Regions from separate parts of the Homo sapiens genome. Here region 1 is linked to region 2. The links are chromatin loops, found by intact Hi-C in ENCODE. Cell type or tissue: natural killer cell. All regions are shown on one strand. Links, peaks and the distances in the headings refer to the core of each region. The heading gives the core; the rest is flanking DNA. Region 1 overlaps RUNX1 (RUNX family transcription factor 1). Region 2 overlaps RUNX1 (RUNX family transcription factor 1).

Region 1 (5,385 bases), core at 291-5,290, 49 kb after region 2:
CCCGGCCAGGATCCTGCTAAGCGTTCTATCTGTCGATATTTCTTGCCATGCTGAGACTTTCTTTTGCTTTGTGCATTCGAGTGTTCTTGCAGTCCCATCCCTGGGCAATTAGATGAGATGCCACACCTGTAGCAGCCTCGTACATTTACACAGTTAGCAGCTTTTTATCACAAATGCCTTCTATGGGGACGCCCATCCTGTTTCCATTTAAATTCGTGAACATCTGTTACACAGGAGATGGGTTAGCTACCAAGCACTACTGTTAGATTTCTCGCCAGCAAGTCTCATTCCTTCATGTGGTTTCTGTTTTCTTCTTTAAACAGTTAATTATGTTTTATTCTTTCTTCTATAAAAGCTAAATTTAGCCAAGTTTTGTACTAATTTAAAACATTTTCTGGAAATGACAGAGTGCTATTTTTTTTTAAAAAAGAGGGGGGCTGAATTCTAAGTAGTTATCACAAATGAATATGAGGGGGGAAACGAACATGGCAGCTTGTGTCTTTAAGTCTCAAATTTTATTTGATGTATGCAGACAAACAGCACTTGAGTCATAAATTCAATTCACAGTCATTACTCACATATGTGTTGTGATTCAAAGGGGGGCTTCTGGGAAGGGGGGTCTCCTGGCTTTTTATCCCGCCATGTTAGTCACCTCTTAGTGTGGACTGAAAGTAAACTCCGAATTCTGTTTGTCACTGGCTGCAGCTGAGTACAGCCGTGTGCTATGTATAAACATTGGCAGATGTACTGTTGTGTATACCAACTGCATTAGCCCATTTGCTGTTTGGAGGTATCTATTATGTTTGCTTTTTAAGTTTTAGTCAACACGTTAATATAAGGAGGAAAACTATAGCTCTAGTGGACATGCTGTATCCCAGTGGTTCTCACCTGGGAAAGATTTTACCCAGGAAGGGACATTTGGCAATGTCAGGAGACATTTTTGGATGTGACATCAGGAGTAGGGGAGGCTAATGGCATCTAATAGGTAGGGGTTAGGGATGAGCCAAAACATCCTACAATACACAGCATAGCTCTCCACAGCAATGATTCATCCAGCCCAAAATGTCAAGAGTTCTGAGGTTGAGAAACCCTATGTTAACCAGGTTACAAAAAAAAAAAGTGTCTCAACTTGTTCACTGAAGGGCTAGCTCAACTATTATTGTCATTCACAGCAATCATATTCTTACCACAATACTAAAATTCCTGAACCCGAGAGTTTTGTTGAATATGTTCAAAGTCATATTTAAACATTATTTCATTTCTTTCTTCAACTTCCATATACCGTATGTGTTTGTGAAGGTATTATCTGTGTAAAAAATCAGAAACTAAGAAACCAGGCACTTGACTCTTAGGATGTTTGGATATCAGAGTCAGGATTTAAACCAAGGTTTAAGTCCAACCACATCCCAGTTAGGAATCAGCAATGCTATGACTCCGTGAAGGAAATCATGGCAGTGGAAGGAGAGCTCACAGCTGTAGGACCCATTTCTCGGTTGTCTTCAGGCTCCCAAAGAACACATCAACTAGAATCAGCTAACGCATGAGTGACAGATTATTTTCATTATAGAAGTGTATTTCTATTTGCTCTCTAAGCCTCTTTATTAATTTCACTCTTCAAAACATATACCACTGGGTTAAGAATTCATTAAATGTAAAGATGTCACATTTTGAATCATCAAATGTAGAATAAAGACAGAATCAAAAACATGAAAAAATAATAGCAGTAAGGGAGAGAGAGGGAAAATGAATATGGGGAAGTCTAAAAAATGAAAAAGGGGAAAAATGAAGGAATATGCCTGCTGTTTCCTAATGAGTAGCTGAAAGTCTTCAACCTATGAAGCCTCCTGGATCATCTGCCAATTGTTCAACACAACTCCCACCCCTGCCTTCATCCTCTTTCCCTGATTCACACCCTCATGGCCTCTTTTCATTACAGTCAAGGTCCATCCCAGCTTTGACCTCATGAATCCATTATGCCCTCCTCTGTTACTGCTAGACCTGCAGACCCAGTGTCCACAAAGATGCTCCTATATTCTTTATTCCTGCTTCTCTGGAATGGTTTTAATGCCCCCTAAAGCACCAGCATGTGAATCGACCTTTGTGTTCATATCATGGAGTCCTCTTAGCTCCTTGGTGCCTCCAAGGCCAAGCTTCCATCACCTGCCAAGACACAGCGAGCTGGACCAATATTTGTGTGGCAGGTTGGGTGTGACATGAATGTCAAAGCCACCCTGAATTGAGGGATTCTGCTCCCCTTTGTTGAACTTCCTTTGGGTGGTAAGCCAGACATTGTCATTCAGCAAACATGGTTTCAATAAATATCTAGATGCAATCAAGAGAAACATGAAAATGACATGGCCTCAGTCCTCCAAGAGTTCAAATCTAACAGAAGGGACAAAAAGTGTCTTAGCCTAAGATGATTAAAAAAAAATTAAAAAAAAACTTGACTCAAAAGCTTATATGCTTTTTGGGGTGGGGCAACAGGGTGTACAGTCCCAAGGAAGTAAAAGTGAAAGCAAAAGAAAAGGCACAGAGCTAGTCACAGCTCATGAGAAACTTAGCTAAGCCTTTGCTCTCTCAGGACATACACAGAAAAGCTGTACGAATCTGCTGTGTCTTAGAACAAAGGCAAGCAACTTATCTGCTGGATTCTCCCTATCCACTGCCTCTCATTGATCAAAAGTTCACCCAATACAGTATTAATTCCCCCTGCACTTGCAAGTTGTTACCTGGAACCCCCAGGTAGCCACTGGGAAATCCAAGCATCTCTAAGTTCTGGCCAAGTAGCACATAGGTACAGCTGACTCCTCTTGTCAGTGAGCATCACACATGGGAATTCTTTGGTCTGTGATGGCAATAGCAGCAGCTGTGGCTTTATGACAGTATCCTTTGCCCCATTTCCAAGGCCACCCAGACCCAGAAGCAAGACAAACTCCCAGGCACTGAGCCAGGAAGGTCTGGAGTGGTGCGTGAACGGGGTCCATCACACCAGTGAGTTCAGTGCAGTGTACTGCATGCCCAGCCAACCCAAAGACCAAGGCAAGACCTAGGAACTTTTTATTTCAAAAGGAACATAGGTCTTGAAAATACTCTACTTTCAGCTACTATACGTCGAACACAGTAAAACAACAGTATTTGTTCCCTTTTCTGGTAATAAATCCTAATGACTCCAGCTTGCCAGAAGTCATAAAAAAAACATCAAAACTTGCTGAAGGATTGATAACATCCCACCACTCATAAAATGTCAGATGTTGGATTCATTGTTAGTGACCTAAAACATTAGAAACTTAGATTCAATGGAAAATAAGTGTAAACACATCAGAGCAACACAGCCTAGCTCTGGATGTAATTTGACCTAGTTATGTAGACATTTGGAAACACTGGCTTCTACCTGAGGGGCTACTTGTAGCATGTAACAAGGACGCATCTCACAGTACTCATGCACTAACAGCTCTGCAGAAGGGCACTGAAGGTTGAGGAAGAGGTGTTTAGTTTGAAACAAGTCCACCATCGAGATGTTCCCAACCACTAATTTTCCAAGATAAACTGTTATGTCCTGTGTGTATAGCTTTGCAATCCTGATTAAAGCCAACAGCTTTGGGTGAACACACACCACATTATACCCATATCTGTCCCACAATTTTTGTGCAAACTCTCTTAATACCACTTCAAAAGCATGTGATCATTATGCACACGTACATGTACGTACTAAAGTGAGAAATAGGAGTAGAAGTGAATGCATAAAAGAGGATGCACATGCAATAAGAAGAGAGATGGGTATAATGTAGGACAGACTGGCTAATTGGTCAGAAAATCATGGATGAGAGAAATGGGTAAATGGGAGAGGAGTATGGGAAATGCCGGGGGTAATGAGGTTCCACTAGGCACCGTTGGTTAACATGAGATCAGAAGCATGGCATGAGCATTTTCTAGAATGTATCACTTAGTAGTGAGAGACAGTGTGGGGAAACAAACAGGGGTAAAATTTAGAAGGAAGGCAACTTGGATTTGAATCTCAACTCTACTACTTGAGTTAGTAACCTCAGTAGAAGGGGTATAATATTGTCCCCAATATTAGGGAGCCATAAAGATTCAATGATACATTGTATCACAAATGATATCACATAATGGACTCCTCAATAAATTGTAACTGTTTTACATAGGTAAAGATCACCGGCATGGTTTTCTAAAAGAAAATCATAAATCAGCTATATGGAAAGTGATATGCAGGAAGTAGTCGTTTAGAGGGGAGAACCCACAACCCAGCAGTGGTATAATGGTAGGTTTGAAGAGGACTGGAAAGCTATGTCTGAACTGGGGACATCTCTACAGAGGGCCCTGCCAACACCTGAAACTTAGAATGTATAAAATATAACTTGTCCTCTTTTCCTCAAAACCAGCTCCTCCTCCTAACTTTCACTTACTCTTTCATTCATTCATTAATTTATTATCATATATTACTCAATAAACATGTTTATAACATCTATACTGTAATAAGCACTCTACATGAAAACAGATAAAAAGAATACAACTCTCTATAAATTAATTACCTTCATTATAAATTAAAACACCCTCTCAATCATCCAAAATGGGAATCTCATGGTTATCATTTGCTCCAAGGCAGTTCTAATGTTCCCACATCTGCACTGTCCTTACCTTTTCTTATTTAAGCTCCTAGTTTATTGGTTATCCTCCCCCACTTCAGTCCATCTTACATATGGCCAAGTTTGCTTCCTAAAAGTTCAGATGTTGTCATATTGCTATAATGCTCAAGACTCTTCCACTCCCCACTGCCTAAGGAATTCAGTACAGACTTCTCAGGGCGCTTTGAACACAAATCCAACCACTCTACGCAGCCCTATCTCCCACTGTCCCCTCCACAAGCTTCATTCTTTATTAAGATGGGGACTATCTGGTATGCAGATAGCCAGCCACATCTTCCCCTCTTGCCTGTTGCAGACATCAATAATTGATCACAGCACTCATTCTTGCTGTGCTCAGTTGTGGTCTCAGTGTCCTTCCTTCAGCCAATTCCAATCAATCAGAGTTGGGACCCCAGATAAACCTTATTTGGCCATCCCTCCTCTAGTCATCTCATCAGATAAAAGAACCACAGTCTATTTAGGCGCATATATCACGTTATATACATATAAAATATAATACATATACGTGTATATATAATGTAATACATATACATGTGCATAATACATATACATTATATACATATATAATATAATATATACATTATATATAATATATTGTATACATTTATATATGCTTTATATATAATATATACACGTGTATATATTATATACATGTATATATTATATATACACATATATATACACATGTATATATATATATAAATGTGTATATATATATAAT
Region 2 (5,385 bases), core at 254-5,253:
GGTATCCCCAAAGGGCTCCACCCTAAACATTTGGAGTAGGGGTCAGTATAGGGATTGGTGTGTGGTTGCCCTGAGAGTGTTTTAATGCTCACCATGGGCTGAGAGCTTTCAGAGAAAAAATCGTGTCATCTCCAAGATCTCACATTCTGGAATGTTCTTCCATCCACAGCTTCTACTCCTTCCCTGCCTATTCCACTCCTACAGATTGTACTTGCCGTCTTCATGGTGACCCCAGACACCTCTGGCTACCTCTGCTCTCCAAGCCAGTCAGCAAGCACCCTTTGACAAACCTAGTTCTGCCCCGATGGGCCTGAACCCAAGACTGGGTCACTCCATTGAGGTCCTGCTGGCAGCCTATTACTCCCTGCTCTGTCATCCCTATTGCAAGAAACTATGATGAGACCATAGGGAAATGAAGGACCCATCAATCTAATATCAATATTAAATTACTGTACCTTTCAATGGAGTGCTAAGTTCTTTACCTTCATTTATTAACTCAGGATGACCACTTACTTTCTCTGCTCTTGTTCTAAGTCTTCTAAGTATTATTGGAATCACATAACTACTTTGACACAATTTTTTCATCCTAACCTGTGCACTGAATACTCAATATATCCATGCACAACCTCCTACCATGCTATATATTTTGGGGCTATTCCAAACCTGGCCTGGGCTGCCAGCCCTGACCCCCATACCATGCAGCCTGTCCTCTGGGAAGATCCTGTCACCCCTGTATTCCTGAGAAGAGAAATGAGTTCTATGGAAAGTACCTGATCACTTCCTTCCTTCACATGACGGGGTCTATCTGCATCTTCATGTGACCTCTCTCTGATGGACATTGTATTTGCCCAACTACTTTGCAGACATGTGCCACATAACTGTGCTTCTGCACTCAAGCCCTCCAGCTTCCTCTAGAACTGTTCCATCAACCCTTCATTCCCTTCTTTTCCTTCCTGCACTTCTCTCCTCTCCACTCCTGGTCTCTCTCCACTGGCTGGGCATTTCTCTTGTCTTAAAATACTCTTCTTTTTGATTCTGCTATTTCTGCAAGCCACCAACTTCTTTCTCTTCTTCCTTTTGCCACCACTTCCTCTGAAATAGTGAATCTCAAACCATTTTTCCTCCACAGCGCACCAAAGAGCCGTAGCTATTGCAGTGGCCTCCCCCACAGATAAGTTATATGGAAGACTGTGTATAGTTCTATAGTTTTTTTTCTGCCCTCATATGGGACCTTCTGGTGCACAATGACATACTGAGATTGGCCACTTTGCTAACTGATTTGCTACTCTGGGGCTTATAGTCTAGGCCACTTCATCCTCCAAGAACAAATTATCCATCCTTGGCCTTGCTTTTTCACACTGTGATGATTTCTTCTGTTATCTTATTATCACTGCTTTTTCCACATTTTTTTCTCTAGCTACTCTTCCTTCTCTCTTACTCCAAATACATCCTAGACCCTGTCCCAGGCTCTCTTCTCTCTCTGGTCCACCTTGTTCCCTTTGTGAATCTGGCCACTCTTGTCTTGAACACCATAGACCCATGACTGGCAACTCTAACCCTCCAGCTCAGCCCATTTCTGGGTGCTGGCCTTATTTTCAATTGACTTCTGAACACATCCACTGGGGATGCCCCTCTGAGGAACCTTGAGGCAAATATGTCCCCAGCTGAATTAATCATCTTCTCAGATTTTCCAGCTCCCCTATTTCTGGCAGCAGCACCATTGGCCCCTGAGTCAGCAGGGCTAAACTTCAGAGTTAATGGTGATGACCCTGCTCCACCCCCACACCAAACCACTAGCTAAGTTTTAGCTACTCCACTCTGCTATTTCTGCAAGCTACCAACTTCATTCTCCTCTTCCTTTTGCCACCACTTCCTCTGAAATAGTGAGTCTCAAACCATTTTCCCCCCACAACACACCAAAGAGTTATAGCTATTGCAATGGTCTCCTCCACAGATAAGTTTTATGGCAGACTGTGTGTAGTTCTAGGATTCTTAGTAATCTAAACCCCTGCCCCAGGTAGCCAAGAATCAAGTTTGTTGTACTCCCAGCACACAAAAGAGATTGTCTTAGATAAGACAGTAAAGAGATTGTATATCATTATCATTTCATGTAATTACCTTTTATTTGACATTTAGAACATGCTGTTAGATGTTCTGATAACCCAAAAATCAAAATGTTGATAACAACTTATGAAAAAGTGAAAGCTCTGTAGTAGAGTAATAAATTTATTTTGGTGTTATTAGTAGGGGTAGTAAATTTAAGTAGCTTTTCTTCTACCCTCATTTGTAAGTCTGTTAAGAGTTTGAGAGAAATAAGGGCCATTGTCTCTGGAAAGAATGACTCATTCAGTAGTTTAGCTTAGCGCTTCCTATGATTCACATCACCATTCGAGTTTCTAATGCTTAACCTTCCTAGAAGCTACAGTGAAAAACAAGACAGATGCCTGGAGTATGATTTGGTGGGTTCAATAAAGCCTTAATCCTCCAAAATTTCTACCTCATGCGCTTGCTGGTTAACAACACATTTAATGCCTTCTCTCTTTGTAACCTACCAGACATCATGGATGAGAGAAAGAACCAAAAAGGATGAAGAACTAGGTGCCTGGAATGTTCCTAAAGATTCACTTGGGAAACAGCTTAATATAGTGGACTTTGGCAACAGACCAACTAGGCTTCAAATCTTGGTTCTACCACCTAACGGTTATAAGACCTTGAAAGATGGTTTAACTTCTGAGTTCATTTCCTATTTCAAAAGTAAAGATAGGCCACATGCAGTGGTTCACACCTGTAATCCCAGCACTTTGGGAGGCCAAGGCAGGCGGATCCCAAGGTCAGGAGGTCAAGACCAGCCTGACCAACATGGTGAAACCCCGTCTCTACTAAAAATACAAAAATTAGCTGGGTGTTGTGGCACGCGCCTGTAATCCCAGCTACTCAGGAGGCTAAGGCAGGAGAATCACTTGAACCCGGGTGGCGGAGATTGCAATAAGCCAAGATCGCGCCACTACACTCCAGCCTGGGTGACAGAGTGAGACTCCATCTCAAAAAATAAAAATAAAAAAAGTAAACATAGTAATAGTATCGCAATCATTAATGAGGCTATATAAAACATAAACAGAAAATTGACAACTAGGTATGCTAAGAGGAGAGTGGATGGTAACTTTCCCAATCCAAACTCTCTCCTCCTTCCCTTTCTTTCTCTTTCTTTCCGTCACACACACACACACACACACCCCTTTTGACTTCATAATTGAGCCTTGGACTAACCCTGGGACCCTAGTAAGAGCTACCCCTTCATCAACAACAATCTTTATTTTACTTAATGAATGATGTAAATGGTAGTTCCCTGGGTAGCTTGGACTTAGAAGTCTATCCCTAGAAGAATTCTCTACACCTTGTATGTGGCACAAAAGACTAAATCCTTGGTAAGAAAGATGGTAGCGATTTATAGTTATAATGACTTGAGTAGATAAGCGCTAATATCCATGTGATAAAGGAAAGGCAGGAAATGGACAAAGGCATTTAGTGACCTGCGGATGAAATGAAGTGCCTTCTGTCTGTACGGCTCCTCCAGCATTGGCATGTACTAACGAATGTGCCCAGCGAACTGGCATTGAGCACTTCTGTCTCACTATCCAGCTGCATTTTTAGCAGCTGTTCTGAGACTCACCCTTGCAGGCTTTTGGCCAAGCATCAGCCCCATATAAAGAAGAGAGATTTGTTGAGGGGGGCTCCTTGCTGCACTGATGGCAATGACCTACAGATACAGAAAGACCGGTCTCAGAACCATTTTGTAGCTAAGGAAACAGATACAGCCATTGTGAAACATCAAGCCATATTATTATAGTGAAAAGAGACAAAAAAAAATAGGCCACCACTGGGTGTTTTGGAACATTTGAATAATCAAGCAAAATGGATTAAATTAACTATCAAGTAAAATCTTCTTTGAAAAATCAGTTACCAATATGGCAGGAAATAATATTATTCTGAATTCCATGGCTCATGTGGATCCAAATATTTGTAAAATCTAGTCATTACTAAATCCATAAATAATGAATACTCTTTTTTTTGGACTTTCAAATAAATTTTCCAGGAGAAAGTTAAATCCATTCCTGGGTGAGCTTAAGCTGATCCATGCAAAATCTATTCCTTGGCACCAGGCTTCTAGAATAGGTCCAGGGACTCCATATTTTTATTTGCTCAATGTTTCTTGTTTAAGGGGAAGCTTGAATAGTACCATTACAGATTTTCACATCTAATTTTCACCGAAATTCAGAAGAGTATTGCCATGCCTCACTTATCCTAAACAATAACAGATTTGTCATTCTGTCACCAGCAGAATTAAGTGTGTGTCCCAGGTTTCCATGGTTGGAACAAGGACTCCAAAGGGAAGCATCTATTTTTCTCACATCAGATTGGCGTGGAAGTTAAGGACTTCAAAACGAACTCCACAAGCAATGCTATTAAAGCCGCTTCCTCATGTTTAGACCCTCAGCTGTTGTTGATCTTAGGAGGGACCCTTCCACAGACTTGTCTTCTCCTTTGATATTTTAGCCTCTTAATAATTTTAAGTCAACCATCCATAGCTGACAGTTTTGCTGATAAAGTACCTTTATAATGATAGACTTGGTGTTTAAATTTCCGCCTACGTCTTCTCTAAGTTGGTGACCTAATTGTAGCTGATGCTTCCAGTAGAAATACTCACTTGGTAACCTCAAGCTATTTCTGGGCACAGCTGAAATAAAGCAAATTGCTTTTTAAGCTGATGATTCCAGGTTCTGTGTCTTATTTTCCATTTCTTCTTGTCCATTTTTCCATGTAAGTTTTATCTGCTACCTACAAACCATGAAAAACAAATTATTCCATTCAAATCTTTGGAAACGGCTGTTCACTGGCACACAATCACAGTGTCTTGATAGTTTTTCTGGTTTTGAATTTCTGGAAGGGAAATCCTCCTTCTGAGGAGACTTCACTTTCCGTCAGTAATGGGGAAAACTGTTTCCCTCGGGATAGCAGAGGTCATTTTAAAAGAGAACACTCAGCAGAAATGAAAATCCAAACAACTGATTTTTAATTCGTGTCTCTTTGTTCAGTGATGTTGGTCCTGATTCTGCCTATGAGACGGGAATAAAGAGAGATTTCGGGAAAAGTGTGAAGCCAAACATGGGTGCTATTTAAATACCACCCTCATAATTTGAAACAAGACCCAGCTCCTCCTATCTTCACAGGCAGAATACCCCATCCCCAGGCTACGTAGGACCTGATAAATGTGGGGTGACCCATACTGGCCTGGCTTATGCCCACTGGCCTGCGTTGGTGAATAAATTGTGTGGTCTCTTCCTTGGTGTGATTTTTCCCTGGGTACTTGCAAGATGCCTTATTTAG

What was found. Peaks named below come from ENCODE experiments on the same cell type or tissue, not always from the same donor. Only the 100,000 strongest peaks of a DNase experiment are listed, where the experiment ranks them.
Region 1: a loop joins it to region 2, with 5 times the contacts of the local background. A loop is called at or near these places in 11 of 110 quality-filtered maps.

Annotation. Positions count from the first base shown.
Region 1 is chr21:34,931,317-34,936,701 of GRCh38, reverse strand. All of the region lies in intron 2 of RUNX1 (RUNX family transcription factor 1), which reads left to right. Among named protein-coding and RNA genes, the nearest start is that of RUNX1-AS1, 98 kb to the right of the region's middle. In natural killer cell, for the core only: no CTCF peak of the experiment used is centred there; DNase peaks (open chromatin) are centred at 1,041, 2,521, 3,611 and 4,261; H3K4me3 peaks cover 457 bases; H3K27ac peaks cover 3,279 bases.
Region 2 is chr21:34,980,246-34,985,630 of GRCh38, reverse strand. All of the region lies in intron 2 of RUNX1 (RUNX family transcription factor 1), which reads left to right. Among named protein-coding and RNA genes, the nearest start is that of RUNX1-IT1, 56 kb to the left of the region's middle. In natural killer cell, for the core only: no CTCF peak of the experiment used is centred there; DNase peaks (open chromatin) are centred at 1,790 and 2,350; H3K27ac peaks cover 1,722 bases.